Regions from separate parts of the Mus musculus genome. Here region 2 is linked to region 1. Evidence: chromatin loops called from intact Hi-C (ENCODE). Cell type or tissue: heart. All regions are shown on one strand.

Region 1 (8,000 bases):
CCTACAGAGTTGCCTATAGGCAATCTGGTGCAAGTGTTTTTCTCAATTAAGGTTTGTCTTTGCAAACACATCTACATTTGTGTCATTTTGTCAAAACCTGACCTAACGACTGTCAGCATTTCTGAAGTAGTGTCACTTCCCCATGGTCCCCATAAGCTGTTTGCATCTGTATACACTGCATTCTGTATGAGCGACTTGTTCTTCCTTTGGGCTCCTTTTTCAGCGCAGAGTCTCTCTCGCCATACACCGCATGGATATCTGCTATTTCAGACACAGATGCTCTGCTGGCTGAGTGGGACAAGAGCAGCGTCGTGACTGTTGATATGGGAGGGCGTGTCAGGCTCTGGGAAACTGGACTTGAACGTCTGCAGCAGTCGCTCATGGAATGGAGAAACATGATTGGACAAGACAGTGACAAACATGTGCAGGTATCTCTCAAAACTTTCCTCTCACAAATGAATTTGCTTTCAAATGCTGCCATTAAGGGAACTTCTGGCTTAGCCACTCCAACAGCTGCTTGAATGGCTAAAATTTATTTTTAGACTCTTAATAGGAAAAACAATCTATCCGTCTTGAGAGTGACAAAGTAAGCCCGTGTCTTAGTCTTCTGCCAATGTTAAGTGTTACTAACGTTAAAACGTACAGATATAAGCAACGTGTAGTTTTTAGACGTAAGCATCTCCGGATTCCTGCATCCTCTCTTCCTGATATCAGCATGGTTGTCGACAGCCATTCCTGCTGCCTAGGAAGGAAACCTGGGGCTGCCGTGTACAGCAGGCTCCTTTAAGGTCTGGGGCTGGAGACTGGATAAGGTAGGACAGCAACGCAGGCCTCTGGTAGAGTTTGTACCAGCACGTGTCTGCAGGTGGTGCATGCTTGGCAGGTGCCATGAGTAGGTGCAGCTCTGACTGAGAGAGCAGCACAGCCCTTGGAAGGTGAGGAAGCTGCAATGAAGCTCGTTAATCTTGATGCTGATGAGAACGAGCTGGCGGAACCAGGAGGGCTGCAGGCTTACTTAGTCTGAAGCGGAAGTTAGTGGGATATGTCTGCAATTGGTTTTAATCTTCACAAAGAAATCTTTTCTTGTTAAATATCACTGTTATGTAGCAAACAGAAAGGTAGTCTCCAAAACTAGTTAGTTGGATAACTAATTAATTAGTGAACAGAAAGAAGGGTGAGTGGGTTGCTGCCTTGTCACTCTGCAAACCTCCATTAGCAAGGGAAGGCATTACCCTGTATCATTCCTTCAGTAATAGACTAATAATTACTATTTCATATGATTTTCCTTAAAAGAGGTGTAAGTGTCTTTGTGAGTGGATGGATGATACAGTGTTGTCTTAGAATTTTGTTTTTTCTTTTTTTTTTTTTTTTAGCTTACAGGAATGTTTTTAAAATCTCAAACCAAAATAGGCTACTGACTTCCAATTCTTTTGAAGACACATAAACATATTAGTTTAATTAAGTTAAGACAAAAGCATTGCCTAAAACAATGTTGGTAAGTCAGTAGCTCTATTGCAGCAGCAAGATGGCCCCTGTGCATCCACCGTGCTCAGGGATTTTTATGGAACCTGTTACTTGTGGTTCTCTTCAGAACTATTCCAAACGGTAGCATTCCCTCTATTTGAACCAGTTTTCCTTCACTTCTGTTTTCACTGATGCCTAGCAGTAAATACTATTGTGTTTGAACTTCAAATATGTTCTTTAAATTTCTCATATAATGTGGAGCTCAAAGGTCATGCTTTACCTGTGGTCGGGATGTGAATGGGTGTGGTGGAGCACACTTGTTATTTGAAGGATGCATGCCTGTAACCCCAGCACTTGTTATGTGAAGGAAGACAATCATAAAGTCAAGACCTGCCTGAACTACATAGTGAGTTCTGGATAATCCAGGCTCCATAGCAGGACCCTGTCTCGTCTCTAAAGTATAAAAGGGAAAGAAAACGGGGCTGGGCGTGGCAGTGCACATCTTTAATCCAGCACCTGGGAGGCAAAGGTAGGCAGAACTCTGCATTCAAGGCCAGCTTGGTCTACAGGGCAAGTTCCAAGACAGCCAGGGTTACACAGAGAAAAAAACAAAAACAAAGGAGAGGAAGGGAGGGAGGGAGAGAAGGACGGAGGGAGGGGAAAAGGAGAGAGAGGAGAGGGAAGGAAAAGAAAATATCGGTGACCTAAATTAAGCCTCTTATTTCTTTTTCTGAAAGAATCTTTACTTACAATTTTAATAATGGTTCTTGGCTGTTTAAAACATAGCCCATCTCTCTGTGCTTTAATCTGCAGCTCTTTCAGTCCCAGGGCTTTTCTGGACATATTAAGAACCTTTGCTGTCCCGGCTCCCTACTTTACTAATGGGTACACACAATTGATGTCTTCTTTTCTGCTCTGTCTTGTCTAAGCTGAATGACACTGGTAACTGAAGCTAGATAGTTAAGCTATCTAACTTAAGACCATCGCCTATGGCTACATCCGAGACCCCAGTGGTGGCCCTGTCTCTCTGGACTTTGTGAAGAATGGAGAGTATGCCTTGGAGAGAATGGGGGTCACCTATGCTGCCCAGGTTCACCTGAAGTCTCCCTTTGACCCTGACAACAAGCGGGTGAAGGGAATCTATTGATAGGATGCAGGTGGAGGCTAAAACTGCTCAGGCCACTGGCAACGGCCACGCTCCCCACACTGCCTGCAGACTCCTGCACTGCACACACAGCCTTGTGTCCTGAGACCCAGGACAAAGCACAGACTTCCCCACCCTTAGCCTTGACAAGGAAGGGAACTGAGACAGGGAGCAGGAAGATTTGGTGGCAGGCTGCACACACTCTTTACCGGGTTGTTCCAGGTAGTTTGGGGCCACAAACTTGAGCGTCTCATCCATGAGGATCACAGGCAAGGAGATTTTCAGCACCATCAGCCACTGGGTCAGATTCAGCGGTGTGATCTGGAAAATGAGTGGCAAAGGTACCACGTAGAGGATCAAGAAGTGAAGTGACATGGACAAGCAGATGGAGCCCACGAGCCAGATATTCTCCCAGGGGGGCATCCTCAGCAAAGACTGGTTTTCAGACAAGCTGTTGAGGGCATTACACATCTCTATGGTTACTAGAACAGAAAGTGCCATTGTCATTGGATATGGGGACTCAAAGCAAACGAGCAAAATTATCTCAAGGACAACCAAAATATTATTATATGAACTTCCTCTAATCAAGTGTTTCTCAGAAATGTATAGCTTCATGTCCTCAGCTCAAAGTTCAGCAAGCAGACATAAGACACACTTAGTAATAAAGCAATACAAATTGGAACTAAGTGGTGTTTTGATGGGGAAACTCCCATGCCAGCATGCTGCTTTTACTCCATTGTCCCTCGATCTGTGGGATGGACAGGAAGTGTGCGCACTTGGACCATCAGGTAGAAAAACAACTTGAGAGTGTGCATCCTCAGGCTAAGTGGCCACAGTGAATTCTCAAAGTAGTCTACCACTGTTTGTGGCTTTTGGTCAAATTCCTTGGTAAATAATGAGGCAGAATACTAGTTGCTCTATTTAGGCCCACTCTGTTGTGATTCACAAGTAGACTGTACAGCCAAGTCTAAGAGTCGTTGCCAGTAATAAGAAGTAAGGCTTGTCCTCTACAGTTCCCTTCCTCGTCAACCTGCAAGCTGCGTCATCAGTGGACTCTTCACTCAGAAGGGTTCTGCTCCTGGTTTTGGAGCCTGGGAAATCTGTCTTACAGAAGTAGCGGGGAAAGATACCTAGTTCCTATTGCCCTACTTCTGGGTGCCAGCAGCTTTCCTCCGACTCTGGTGAAGTGCCCGCATCGCCATCTAGTGGCGATCAGGTATACTACACATTATTGAAATGAATGCTCACCTTTGTACGCCAGCACTTGGGAAGTCAGCCTTCTGCTTGGGAGATTTCCACAGTCCCTTGTGTGGCTTCTGTTGGGTAGTGGAAGCTCCTTTATTTAGGTCAGCAGTGATGGCCTGGAAAACAATCTTTCAAGCCATCTGCTTCATCTTTCCGTGATTCTTCTGAGTATAGCAGACTGACTGTCCTCAGACACACAGACAATTAGCTGCGCTGTCCTTGCTGTCTTTGCTGCCTCCTGCTGTCAAGCAGCATTAGCTTAGAAGACAGACTTGTTTGAGTTTTCGTTAGTGAATTCCCCGCTATATTTTCAAATGATAACACAGGGAGAGCTTACTGAACTCTTTGTATAACTTATGTTCATTAATTTGACACTCTGACGAAGAATATGCATTTTTCCTATAGTTAGAACAACTATAACAATAAATTCAAGTATCACTACAACTGGAGTCCCTAGACTCGAGAGTTATTACTTTTAGTCTATATTTTTAAAACCATGGGCTATTATAAGCCAAAACTCACCTAGTTATATTCTCAATGTTGCTTCATTTTTTTATTGTATTACATTTTTATTCTTCTAAACAATTCTATTAAATATACTCCATTTTCCTCAAAAAATCAAATCTGCAAAGCTGTCAATGACTGTTCTCATGAGAAAAGGTTGACCGATAGTAGCTTCAGATGTCACTTTCTAATAGCAGCAGGAAGTTCAGAAAGCAGACCCCATATGGCACTGCTGGAGTCTGAAGAGTGCTCACTTAACCGTGAACTTTAAAATGGATGGACTGTCCTGAGTCATCACTGCACGGGACTAGAACACACATGCGCAGCAGTCAGGACTGTGCTCAGTACACACGGGAGGCACACACTCGGTGTTGAGACAGCAAGAGATGCCCAGAAAAAAGCACAGAAGAAAGACACTCTGGGACTATGAATACATGTAGTTTATTGTATATAGATAGGTGCGTTTCTGTTGCTGTGATAAAATACCCCGACCAGGGCAACTTACGAAAGAAAGTGTTCAACTGGGCTCATGGTTCTGGAGGGTTAGGGTCCCCGAGAGCAGGAACAGCTGACCACTCACATCTAAGCCACAGCAGGAGCTGTGACACTGGGGGTGGCTGGAAGCTCTTTAAACCTCAAAGCCCAGCCCCAGTGGCACACTTCCTCCAACGACATCACACCTCCCAATCCTTCCCAAACAGTTCCACCACTTGTGCATGTGCCTGTGTGGAACACTCTCACCCAAACGCCAATGGCTACCTAATGGTTGGCAGATTTGTTTGTTTGTTTTTAGTGAGGAAAAGCTAATGCAAGTCTATCTTCTTTTTTATCTTATGTTTACTGCTTAAAACAATTTTTCAATTTAAATTTATTTTGATCATGTTTTCCCCTCCCCAAGTCCTTCTAGATCTTTTCCCCCCTTGAGTTTTTTCTCAAGACAAACAAAAGCCAGTGCAGCAACAAAATCCTCCAGTCCAGGAAAACAAAATAAAACACTACCCAAACAGAAAAGACTCACCAAACTGTAAACCAAGTAAAAAGTACATGTCTACACACACACACACACACACACACACACACACACACACACACACAGAGTGGATTCTATTATATGTTGGTCAACTACTCCTCATCATGAGGCCTGAGGACCTGGAGTGAATGATATACCCAATGTCTCAGAAAAAAAAAAAACCAAAAACAAAAACAAAAAACGGATTTTCCCGCCAGCAGGTGTAAGTGACAGTTCTGTTGTCAATGGTTGGCCATTTCTAGCCATTAGCTCAGTAGTTTTGCAGTTTTAAGAGTTCAGTTGGACAAGAAAGCCTATTTTCAGATATAATTGCTACTCTTCTATTTAAACTTAACTTTTTCCCAATATCCAAGCAGCTATCTTAAGATCTTTTAGTGATATACAGTGCTCTGTTCAGTTTTCAAAGAAAGCATGGTCCACTTATTCTTTGTTCTTTGCTTTGGCCAATAACTCTGGAGACAGGCTGCTTCCGTGTGTCACTGTTACAGAATGCTTCAAGCCTTGTGTGATTGTTGTTGTGAAATGTAAATCGGCAATAGCAGGAGCTGGGAGTTCTGGGCAGCCAGTGCTGAAGTGCTGAGGCATCCCCTGAACAATCTTGCCACTCAAAAGGCTTAGTATAAAAGAAAGTTTATTGTCAGGGAAAGAGTGGGGATCAGGGACCTGGAAATGGGTAGAGGCAGAGAAGGGACAGAGAAGGACAGAAATTGAGAAACAAGGGGAGGAGAGAGAGAGAGAGAGAGAGAGAGAGAAAGAGAGAGAGAGAGAGAGAGAAAGAGAGAGGCAGAGAGAGGCAGAGAGAGGCAGAGAGAGGCAGAGAGAGGCAGAGAGAGGCAGAGGGGCTGGGCTAGCAGGCAGTCCTGTTTATGGGCACCTGGTTCACACCTGGCAGGCAGTGACACAAGCTGTTGCTAGATCACTGTTGGGAGGAGCCCAGCAGAATTGTCTGCAAGCCAACACTTACACACGTGCTGTCTGTGGGAATCTCCTTTTCCCAGAAAAGCAATGCCTTTCACAGTCTTTTGCAATTTCCTGCTGTATCTCTATTCATGTATAAGTACACCTGGCTTTTACTGTTTGCTTACATGGTGACCCTTGGGCTATGCCTATAATCACTTTTCTATTGTTTATTCCTGCTAGAGAAATCCATAGGAGTAACTTTTGGTTCTGTAAGATTCTCAGGAGTACCTACTGAGAATGTAAGCTCTCCTGGCAGGTGTTCCTAGGATCTGCTGATAAGATGGCTGTCCTGGCCACTGCGGACAGGGGGTGCTAATGATGTATGCCAAGTTCTGTGGTGTAAACCTTTCCTCCCTACTGTTCCAGCTACCAGAGGTTAATGGTCTATTTACAAAATTCCGGGATATTGTGTATGCAGTGATCTCTCACAGGCAGGTAGGGTTTGGTTCCTATGTGCCATCAGCTGAACTATCTTTATGCCCAATCCTTTGAAAACTGATGGTTTCTAAAAAGAAGGCAGACTGCACTGTGTTGTGGATAGCCCTGGGGCTGATTATATTTGATGTTAATTCCGTTCTCTAGTGAGTGCTTGTGAACGAGGAATGAGTCAGCACTCAGGTGATTTCCTGTAAACCTGCTTCCCACCTTCATTTGTGAAATAAAGGAGAGCTGATGCTTGGGCAGGTAAAAGGGAAGGTGGAGCAGAAGGTGGGGAGAGAGAAGGAGGTTTGAGAGAAAGGCAGTGCAGAGGAGGAGGAAGAAAATAAAGCAGAGCAGAAGCTCATGGCCTGGAGAAACCACAAGTTCTAAGGGATCTCATAAGATGTGGAAGATGGTAGTGTAGTGGCAGATCTGCCCAATCTAGGCGCACAGCATGTAATCATATTAACTGAGTTGTGTTGTCATTGCCAGGGCATATTTGGGTTGGAGATTTACTGCAACACAAGTGTCTTGCTCTCTCTGGGAAATATAGAAACCACGGTTGTCTCAACTACAGATAGCAGTGTCTTTTAGAAACAAAAAACAAAAACAACAACAACAAAAAATAAAGCAAAGCAAAACAGAGAAACAAAGAAAATCCTTTTTTCCTGTCCAGTGCTGGATTGAACAGAGCCTCACACATCCCAGGCAGATGCTCTCAAGCCCATCCCCAGCCTAGTCATACCCCAGGAGCAACATCTGCGGTTGAGCAAAGAATTAGAAAGAAGACTGCCTCCCAGTGACACTCCTGTATGGGGACTGCCTGTCTTACATGCATTGCAGTTCAGAAACAGTCACTAGTCAAGTTTTCCACCCCTCCAAGGATTCCAGTCCATCACAGCATCAGAACAATCACATCTCATACAGTGAAACCAACAAGCACTGCCCTAAGAAGAATCGGGAAGCTGATGATCCTTGGAGGCTATGAGTTTTCAGCTATATCTTGGGTGTATCCACTGAGAGAGGCAGCCCTAGGGACTGAGCCCTATATTTAGTGAAAGAGCCATATAAACTGTGCATATCCACTGAGAGAGATGGTCCTATACACTGTGCATATCCAGTAAGATTATCAGCTATATACACTGTGCATATCCACTGAGAGAAATGGCCCTATAAACTGAAAATTGTAGCTGTAAGAATTCTAAACAAGTATCAAAAATAGAAATCCTGTCT
Region 2 (8,000 bases), 72 kb before region 1:
TGCAACCATTGTTGTTATTATTTCCTATCTTCTTCCCTTTATTAATTACAGGCTTACTGTGATCAGTTTTTTTCTGTGGACAAAGGTTTCACAATTGAGTTATTTAATATTAAGACACTGCACATATTTTGTGGCCAAAATTAAAGCATGTGTGACTTGCGCTAACTAGTTGGGAGTGGGCCCGAGCAGGTTCTTCTGTGTTCATCAGGCGTGTGCCATGTCCCTGTGCCAGCGTAATTGTCTAATGTCTGCAGAGGGACTGAACAGTGTGTGCAGAAATGTTCTCGTCTGCATTCCCCTGCTGGTAGTGACAGCAGGGAACTGGGTAACTAAGTGTGCTACACTCCAGTAATTCCAGCAGCCACAATCCACAGCTAGGGTGCTTGGCTCCATCAGGTACAGCAACGCTCACCTTCAGGCTGGTGTTTGTACCTCCCAAGCTTCTTCAGTAGTTCAGTTGCCCGATTTGTATGTAGTCTGGAAACGTTTTGCTATTCTATCACATTCTCTCCACCATTTTAGTTTTTCTGCCTTGTGTTTCTTAGTAAACCATTTTCCCATGTTTATGTTGCATTCGTATTTTCTCCTGGAGGATGCGTTGATCTTCCTTTCCCCTCCATGCTGGTTTGGTAGTGCTGAGGCTGACCACACTTCCAAACTTTCTTTGCTGTGTGTAGTAACCGTGTATTTCATAAGTAGGTTGCAGATATACAGATTTTATTACTGTAAGAAAAGGAAGCTTTGTGTGGGAGCCATGCCTTTGAACTCTGTCTTCTTTTTTACAAGATCCAACTTGGTGAATATTTAGGATCATTTCCTGTTCATGGTTAGTAAAGTTGTTTTTCTGATTATATAACATACCTTTATTGAGAGAACTTGAAAAAATAAAGATATGTCACTGATTGTATGGCAGCAATCTCCTTCTTGGGCATAAGACTAAAGGATATGGTAGTATTTAGAGAGCAGTTAGCCTGTACCTTTGTATTTCGATGGGCAAACCCGAGCCCAGAGGCTGGTTAGGCAACCTCCAGGTAAGAGCAGGTCCACAGATTATAATCCTGGTGTCCAAACTCCAGTGTAATAAACTATAAGGCAGTGTAATAAACTATAAGGCAGTGTAATAAACTATAAGGCAGGTTAAGCAAAAGATTTGAAGGTTCACCATTCAGTGAAAAAGCTTCAATTTTAAAAAAGCCAGTTAGAATTTTTTTCCAGTTCTTGCAATTATTTTACTTTGCTATTGTTTACTGTGTGTAATATTTAGGGACATTCAGTTACTTCTCTACAAAAGGGCTAGGGATGCTCTTGAAAGATAATTTCTAAATATCATGCAGACTGAATCAGCATTGTACAAATTATTGGAGAATGAAGGGAGTCTGGAAAGAAGGACAAAGCCAGCCACCGCGGAGAGCAAAAGTTGCGCCTGTCGATGGCAAGCACTGGGGCGCACATAAGCACAGCTGCGGATGACTGTCCCTCACTGGCCACCCTCACTTCCATGCAGGACATTCCCAGATACTTGGTCTGACCAATTTTAGAACCTTGGGTTGACAGACATTTGTTTGACTCCGTGGCATTGTTACACAAAGCCTCCTGAAAGCAGTCAAGGGAGCTGCCTCTTGATGTCTGTTTTGTGTGATAAAAATATGAGGTACAGCTCAAGATGCTACAGCACATGGGGATATCTTCCATTCTCCATGGCCTAGAACTTAATTTAAGTGTGACCCCCTCCAAAACAGGCATGTGACTGTCTCCATGTGCATGGCTGGTGTGAGCATGCGAGCCATTGTGCGCTGAAGGGGTGTTTGTGTATGAGCAGCAGCTCTGTAAATGTTAATCTCCACTTTCTGTACAGAGCATCACAGACACTTTCATCATAAAGAACAAAAGGCACTGACAAGAGATGTCTGGCCCCCTAGGAAGAACAAAGTGCAGGACTGGAAGTCACCTATAAGAGGTGACTGTCCCATTAGGAAGAGCAAAGTGCAGGGCTCCAACTTCCCCCCCTTTACTCCCCTTCCCTTCAGTTCTGGTGCTTCCTACCTGAAGGTTACACACAAGTCATGGGAGAGACATCTGAGAGGGATGCCCTCTTGCCAAGGCGCCTGACTTTACTGGTGTCCTCTAGGGCATGGCCATGATCTAGAAGGATAGAGGAGTGATTCTGAGCTGAGGGTTGGAGGAGAGAAAACAGCATAGTCAGGCTAAGCTGCAGAGAGATGAGGACATCTGACCAGAAAGCTGGGGGGAGGGGGCTAGAAAATAGCAGATGAGATAGGATGAGCCCTGTAGTCAGCCGTTTTGGAGACAGGAGGCTGACAGAACCCACAGCAGTGAAGCGAGCAAACGTCAACCCCAGGCTGCTTTGCTGAGGGGCCTCTTCAAGTCCCTGTCACGGATGTGAAGTCTCACATTTCAGTCTCAGGGCCCAAAGCCATTTCTGGATGAATTTCCCTCGGCCTCACTTCTACTCTTCGTAGCCCTTTTCTCCTGTTCTTTTTCTCTTTTCCCTCTGTGATAGAATACAAATAGAGTGTTCAGGAAAGCAGCCCTAGATCCCTTTCGTCTTCTACAAGGGGTTTAGTTGCCCAAGTACACAGTTTAACTAAAATAATAAGTCCTATAAGTTTATGTGATCCCAGAATATATCAAAGTTCTTAAAGCTGTGGCCCCGAGCTCCCGAGCTCCCCAAGCTGGAAGATTGTGGCATTCCGGCCTTTGGTTTGAGTTCTGCCTGTGAGCTTCATATCCTCTGTTACTCCAGCCCTTTGAGTCCGGCCCTTCTGAGGCCACCTCCTTCTAGTGCGCTGTCCTGAAGGGCTCAGCAGGACGATGATGGAGAGAAAAGAGCTGATTTCATGAGATCTCTAATACCTTCACCTTTTCAAAAAGTGTTACTCACCAAATATAATCTCAATACCTATGTAAGAATTTATTGTATGTTACTTTTATTAAGAGAGACAAGTTGCATTTCTAGAATAGTGGCTAGTAAGTAAAGATAAACCTGCACAGGGATTAAGGGAAAATATTAGCAGGTAATGTTTTAGCAGTTACATATTGAATAATATCTTATTGTCTACATTTCCCAGTGGGAAAAGGGAGTGCATGAAATTTTTATGACAGAAAAATTAGGCATTATTTATGTACTTATTCAATTAAAGCACTCCTGAGGATCTTCTGTTCTAGACAAAACTATGACGAGAAGGAACACACAGCTGTAATTGTTTCATTTTGCTCAGGATATTTACAGAAATTCCTTCCTAGATTATTCTGTCAGCATTTCCTCGAAGGAACTGTGAGAGCCTCTTAAAGTGAAGTAGGAAGTGACCCAGTGAGATCTCTGGCTTAGGAAAGGAGACGAACAAAGTACGGGGTGTGCTGTGCTGTGGTGAGGGCGGAGGTGGGGAGACAAGCGGGGCCCTTTCTAGCAGCCCAGGAGGGTGTGCAGCTCTAGAGTCAAGACAGTGAATTGAAGAGGAAGAACCAGCTGTGGGAAACAGGCACTTCAAAATAAACATGTCCAAAATTAAACCGCCTTTGTAAACTTCCCTCGCCTACCCAGCAACCCCTCGTCTCCTCCCCCATTTCTTTCTCAGTTAATGGCCTCTTCTTACCACTCTCAGCCCAGGATGGAGGCTGACGTCTTTTTTCATCTCCTTACCCTCCATCATACCCTCCATAGTGATGTTAGTAGTTTCCTGACTGTCTCTTTTGTCTGTTGACTTCTCTGTGCTCCTGGGCTTAGGCCGTCTTCATTATGGAATCCTTTAAAGAGTTTCTCCACTGCTTCCCTTTGCTCTCACTTCTTTCTCTCTGCCATTCCATCAGACTAGTTTTCCAGAACTGAACATCTGACTCTGCCACTCCCCTGCCTCAGTGGCTGCTCTTAGAAACAGTGCAGATTCTTGGCTGCCTGGCCTCTGCCACACTTTGAGCCACCTCCCTAGACAGCCTGTTCCTTAAAACCCCTTCTCCACCTCTGTGTGGTCTTTGACTTCTTGCGATCCTCTCTGGACCACAGAGCCACAAGTCTCCCGTTATGGCACTCTCTCTCCTAGGACACCCCCTGCTCCCCCTTCCCCATGCCTTCTAATTTCATGATTACTTTCAATCAAATCTTGCATGTGCTGGACCTTCCCCGGTGTCAGGTTAAAACTCAAAGCATCTTGGATGCCTCATTTAGCCACATTCACAGGGCACCTCAGCAGTGATCCCTTGTGTTCTGGTTGCTTAGGAAATGACCCAGGAAAGCCAGGCCTTCACTTTCAGTGGGTTTGCAAGTATCTAGCAAGCAAAGGAGAATAAAGAGCAAGTAGCAGAAAGAAGCAGCCGCTCAATACCAACGCACTGCTAACCGATGCTCTCAGCCTCCAGCACAGACAACCGGAGTAGACCAACTAAGAGAGCAAACAAACAAACAACAAAAAACAACATCAAATCTGAGGGCTTACAAACATCCTCTAAAAACTGAAGCCTCATTGAAACATCCAGCTGGGGGCCTCCATAAAGTGTTTCCTTTGCTGCGTTTCTTGGAATGAGTATGAATGGGCATATAGAAACTGTAACAACCACACCTGGGCACTTAAGAGTCATCTCGCAGAAACTGCCCTTCTGGACTGAAGGCCGGGCAGAGCAGCAGAGCGGAGCAATCTCTCCATGAGTGAGCTCTGCCTTCCCTCTTCCACACAGGCGTTTTGTTCTATGGGGTAAACAACAGCAGTGTCCCGCTTCCGGCTGTTCTCAAGGGTGAGCTGCTTTCCTTTGAGCTCATTTTAGTTTTCTTTTGTTAGAGTAAGGAGGCCAGCTGTCCCAAGACAGCGGATTTGAAGGGGGCAAAAGAGGGCCTTCTTGCTCCACCTACTTTTAAAATTTGTTTTGATTTTTGAATCTTGACATAAGGGCTCTCTTTCTAGCACTGGCTGGCTGTTCTAGAACTAGTTGTGTAGACAAAGTTGGCTTCTACCTCACAGAGATCTGCCTGCCTCTGCCCCTCTCGTTCTGGGACTAAACACATTTACCACCACAGCTGTTTACTTTAAATGGGCTTAAACAGCACATGATGATCTACAATATAATGTATATTACACCCTGTTTGTATGAAGCATGGCCCAGTGTTATATATGCTATCATATATGTTATCATATATGCTATCATCTCAAGCTCATTCAGGACAGCTCTCAGCCTGTGTACTCATGGAGCTGATAACTGAGAAAGGAAGAAGGGAGGGGAGGGAGGGAAAAGACGCATTTATACTAATGTCCTTGCCTTGAGTGGTGGAATGCAGAGCAGTGTTGTCCTGCTGAGCATGAAAGGAAAGACTGTAGGTGTGCACAGGAGTCTGAGTGCGGCCTGGCCTGCGCATCCCTACAGTTGGCAGGAACAGGGGTCTCCAGTGCAGCCGAGCAACCAAGTGTGGACTCTGAGCATGGGGCATCTTAGCCTGGGCCTCTGCCGGGCCCCCAGGCTCTGCCGTGATGGCTAATGAGGAGGCGGAGGTCCTGATGCTTTTCAGGACTCAACAGCTTTTAGATTTTTGCTGTGTCTGGTGTTACCTTGAGTCTGTGATGTTTGCATTTCTCTGTGCTTACTGAAATTAAAAGAACTGGAAGTTTTACCATAGACATCTTCATCATCTGATTTTATCTGTTTTAAACTAAGTTTCTTCCAGCATGCCATTTAAAGCTCCCATGCTGCTGTGATGGACATGCAGATGTGCAAGGGTAGTTCTCCTGGCCTGTGCTTCTGTGCTGGGCTTACGTTTTTGTGGGTGAAATCCACAGAGACACTAAGCCGATTCCTAAGAGAGGAAATGACCCAGTATTCCACATTAGTGAATCTGTCAGGCTGCTTCTTCAGCTTTCATAACCAAATGGGACGCTTTGGGGATGGCTTCTAGGAGTGAGCAAGGACGTAGCTTGAGGCCCAGATTGTCTAAATGAATTTCATACTGAAAAATATAACCCACTGCACAGGAACTAGAGTGATGGGCATCAGGGCCAACCCCCAGCACTAAATCCTGTCAGTGACTGTGACTGGTGTACTGCTTAGCATTTCTGAGCCTTACATCCTGGGTCTGTGAGATTAAGACAGTCTTATTTCCTAGCTGATGGCGCCACATCTGTGTGGTGATTAAATGGCACATAAGGACAGAGACCCTGAGAAAGTATAAGAAATTAATGCTGTTAGTGATATTTCCCACGATGCTGAACTCAACTCTTGAACTGTTGCTCGTCACACACAGCCTAGTGGTTAGGTTTAGTTGTAGCGAAGTAACGTGGGCACATGGTCTACCTTCTACAGAAGGTCAGTAGCTCCAGCATGAGTCAGAGGGAAAGAGGGCACATCTAAGAAGAGCACATATGGCCAGATTATGCTAATGTGCCCAATGTTAGAGTCCCGGAGTTTTAAAGGAAAAAGTACAGGACTAAATCAAGAAGAACTACAGTGTTCTATTTCTCTTTCTATTACTGAAAAATGTATTTCTGAAGAACTGAAGAAGAGCATATGTGTGTGTGTGTGTGTGTGTGTGTGGATGTATAGATATAGATATATAGATATATATGAATGATTGCCTTTGATGGCATTTTATAACCTGCAGTCTTCGATGTTCTGTGGTAATATGAGACTTAATTGTGAAAACAGAGGTCAAGAGGCAGACGCCAGCATATGGACTTCCTCTCATAAGAACAGCGTAGGGATGCCACGCTTCAGAGTCAGAGCAAGCCTTCAGTGGCCTCTGGGTCACAGGTGATGTGCCATGCATGTTTGCTGGTTTGGGTTTAGTAACAACAAAAGTAGTAGACCTTTGAAGAAGTAGCTTGCCAGAAATTTACCTCCAAAGCTTCTTACTGCTTAAATCTGTTTGTTTCCTTGCAGGGGGTAGGAAAGAACAAGATTGTGGACCGATTCCTTCACCTGCTCAACAGACCCCGAGAATATATACAGCTGCACAGGTAGGAGAATCGTCCACGAGGCCTGTAAGCTCTGACTAAGTTAGTCATCTCTCTCCTCCTGTGAATTACATAGACTCTCCTAAAAGCCTGCTTTATAAGCCAGCTTCCTTCCCATTCCTCAATCTCATAGCTCCCCTTTCCTTAAAATGTCATGAGGGCCAAAGGATGGCTCAGGGAGAAGAGCACTGGCTGCTCTTACAGAGAATGCAGGTTTGCTTCCCAGCACCCACGTGGTGGCTCAGAGTCCCCTGTAGCTCCAGTTCCAGAGGATTTAGCGCCTTCTTCTGGCCTCTGCACATGTGTGGTCCCCATACTCAGGCACACATGTAGACATAAGTAAATCTCTTTTTAAAAGTATTGAATTATGAATACCCTGTAAGCACAAGTTGATAGATGCCTTGTGCACAAAGAGATGCAGCAGGTCTCATCAGCATCAAGGCACTCAAGTTGGAAGACATGTGGTGTCCAAGCCCCTGCTCCTACTCAGAAGCTAAGCTGACCAACAGGGAGAAGCAACAAGCTTTGTGGGCCCCAGGGTGGGATGAGGAGCACAGACTATGGAAAGGACATAGTATCACTTGCCTTTCTTAAGATACTGTGTGGATGATTTTGTTTTGCATGGTTGGAGTAGTGTGGTTCAGGGATAACTCTTAAACAAATGAGATTTCTCAGCGTGAGTTGTTTAAGCTGTAGCAGTGGACTGGTTCTCATTTTAGAAGTCAAATGGAAGCAGCAGATCTACTAGAAACTAAATACTGGGGCAAATCAGGACACAAGCAAGATACATACACACACACACACACAGGTATTGGGCAGCTTAAACCTAGTGTCATGGAAAGAACACTGGACTGTGTTAAAAGTATGAGTATCTGGTTTGAGTTCTTTGCTAAATAATTATGAGTTCCTGAGAGAAATTTTTAGAATAAGAACAGTTAGCAGGTCAAAGAGAAAAGTTCTAAAGGAAAGTTGAAATATGATTTTTTAAAAAAAATAGTAAAAACAAAGCAAACCAGAACAAACATTCCATCTCAGAGTTCATACCCTTGA

What was found. Hi-C counts contacts between places; a loop is a spot of excess contacts. Peaks named below come from ENCODE experiments on the same cell type or tissue, not always from the same donor. Only the 100,000 strongest peaks of a DNase experiment are listed, where the experiment ranks them.
Region 2: a loop joins it to region 1, with 2.3 times the contacts of the local background. A loop is called at or near these places in 7 of 42 quality-filtered maps.

The regions. Positions count from the first base shown.
Region 1 is chr14:79,103,269-79,111,268 of GRCm38, forward strand. Vwa8 (von Willebrand factor A domain containing 8) reads left to right here. Exons shown (of 45, transcript NM_027906.1): 37 at 224-428. It overlaps Gm30970 (a long non-coding RNA gene), which reads right to left. Exons shown (of 2, transcript XR_383637.4): 2 at 1,329-3,969. Among named protein-coding and RNA genes, the nearest start is that of Gm30970, 28 kb to the right of the region's middle. In heart, a CTCF peak has its summit at 3,815 (motif pointing left); no DNase peak of the experiment used is centred here; H3K4me3 peaks cover 617 bases.
Region 2 is chr14:79,031,249-79,039,248 of GRCm38, forward strand. Vwa8 (von Willebrand factor A domain containing 8) reads left to right here. Exons shown (of 45, transcript NM_027906.1): 21 at 6,877-6,953. Among named protein-coding and RNA genes, the nearest start is that of Gm30970, 100 kb to the right of the region's middle. In heart, no CTCF peak of the experiment used is centred here; a DNase peak (open chromatin) is centred at 3,433; H3K27ac peaks cover 993 bases.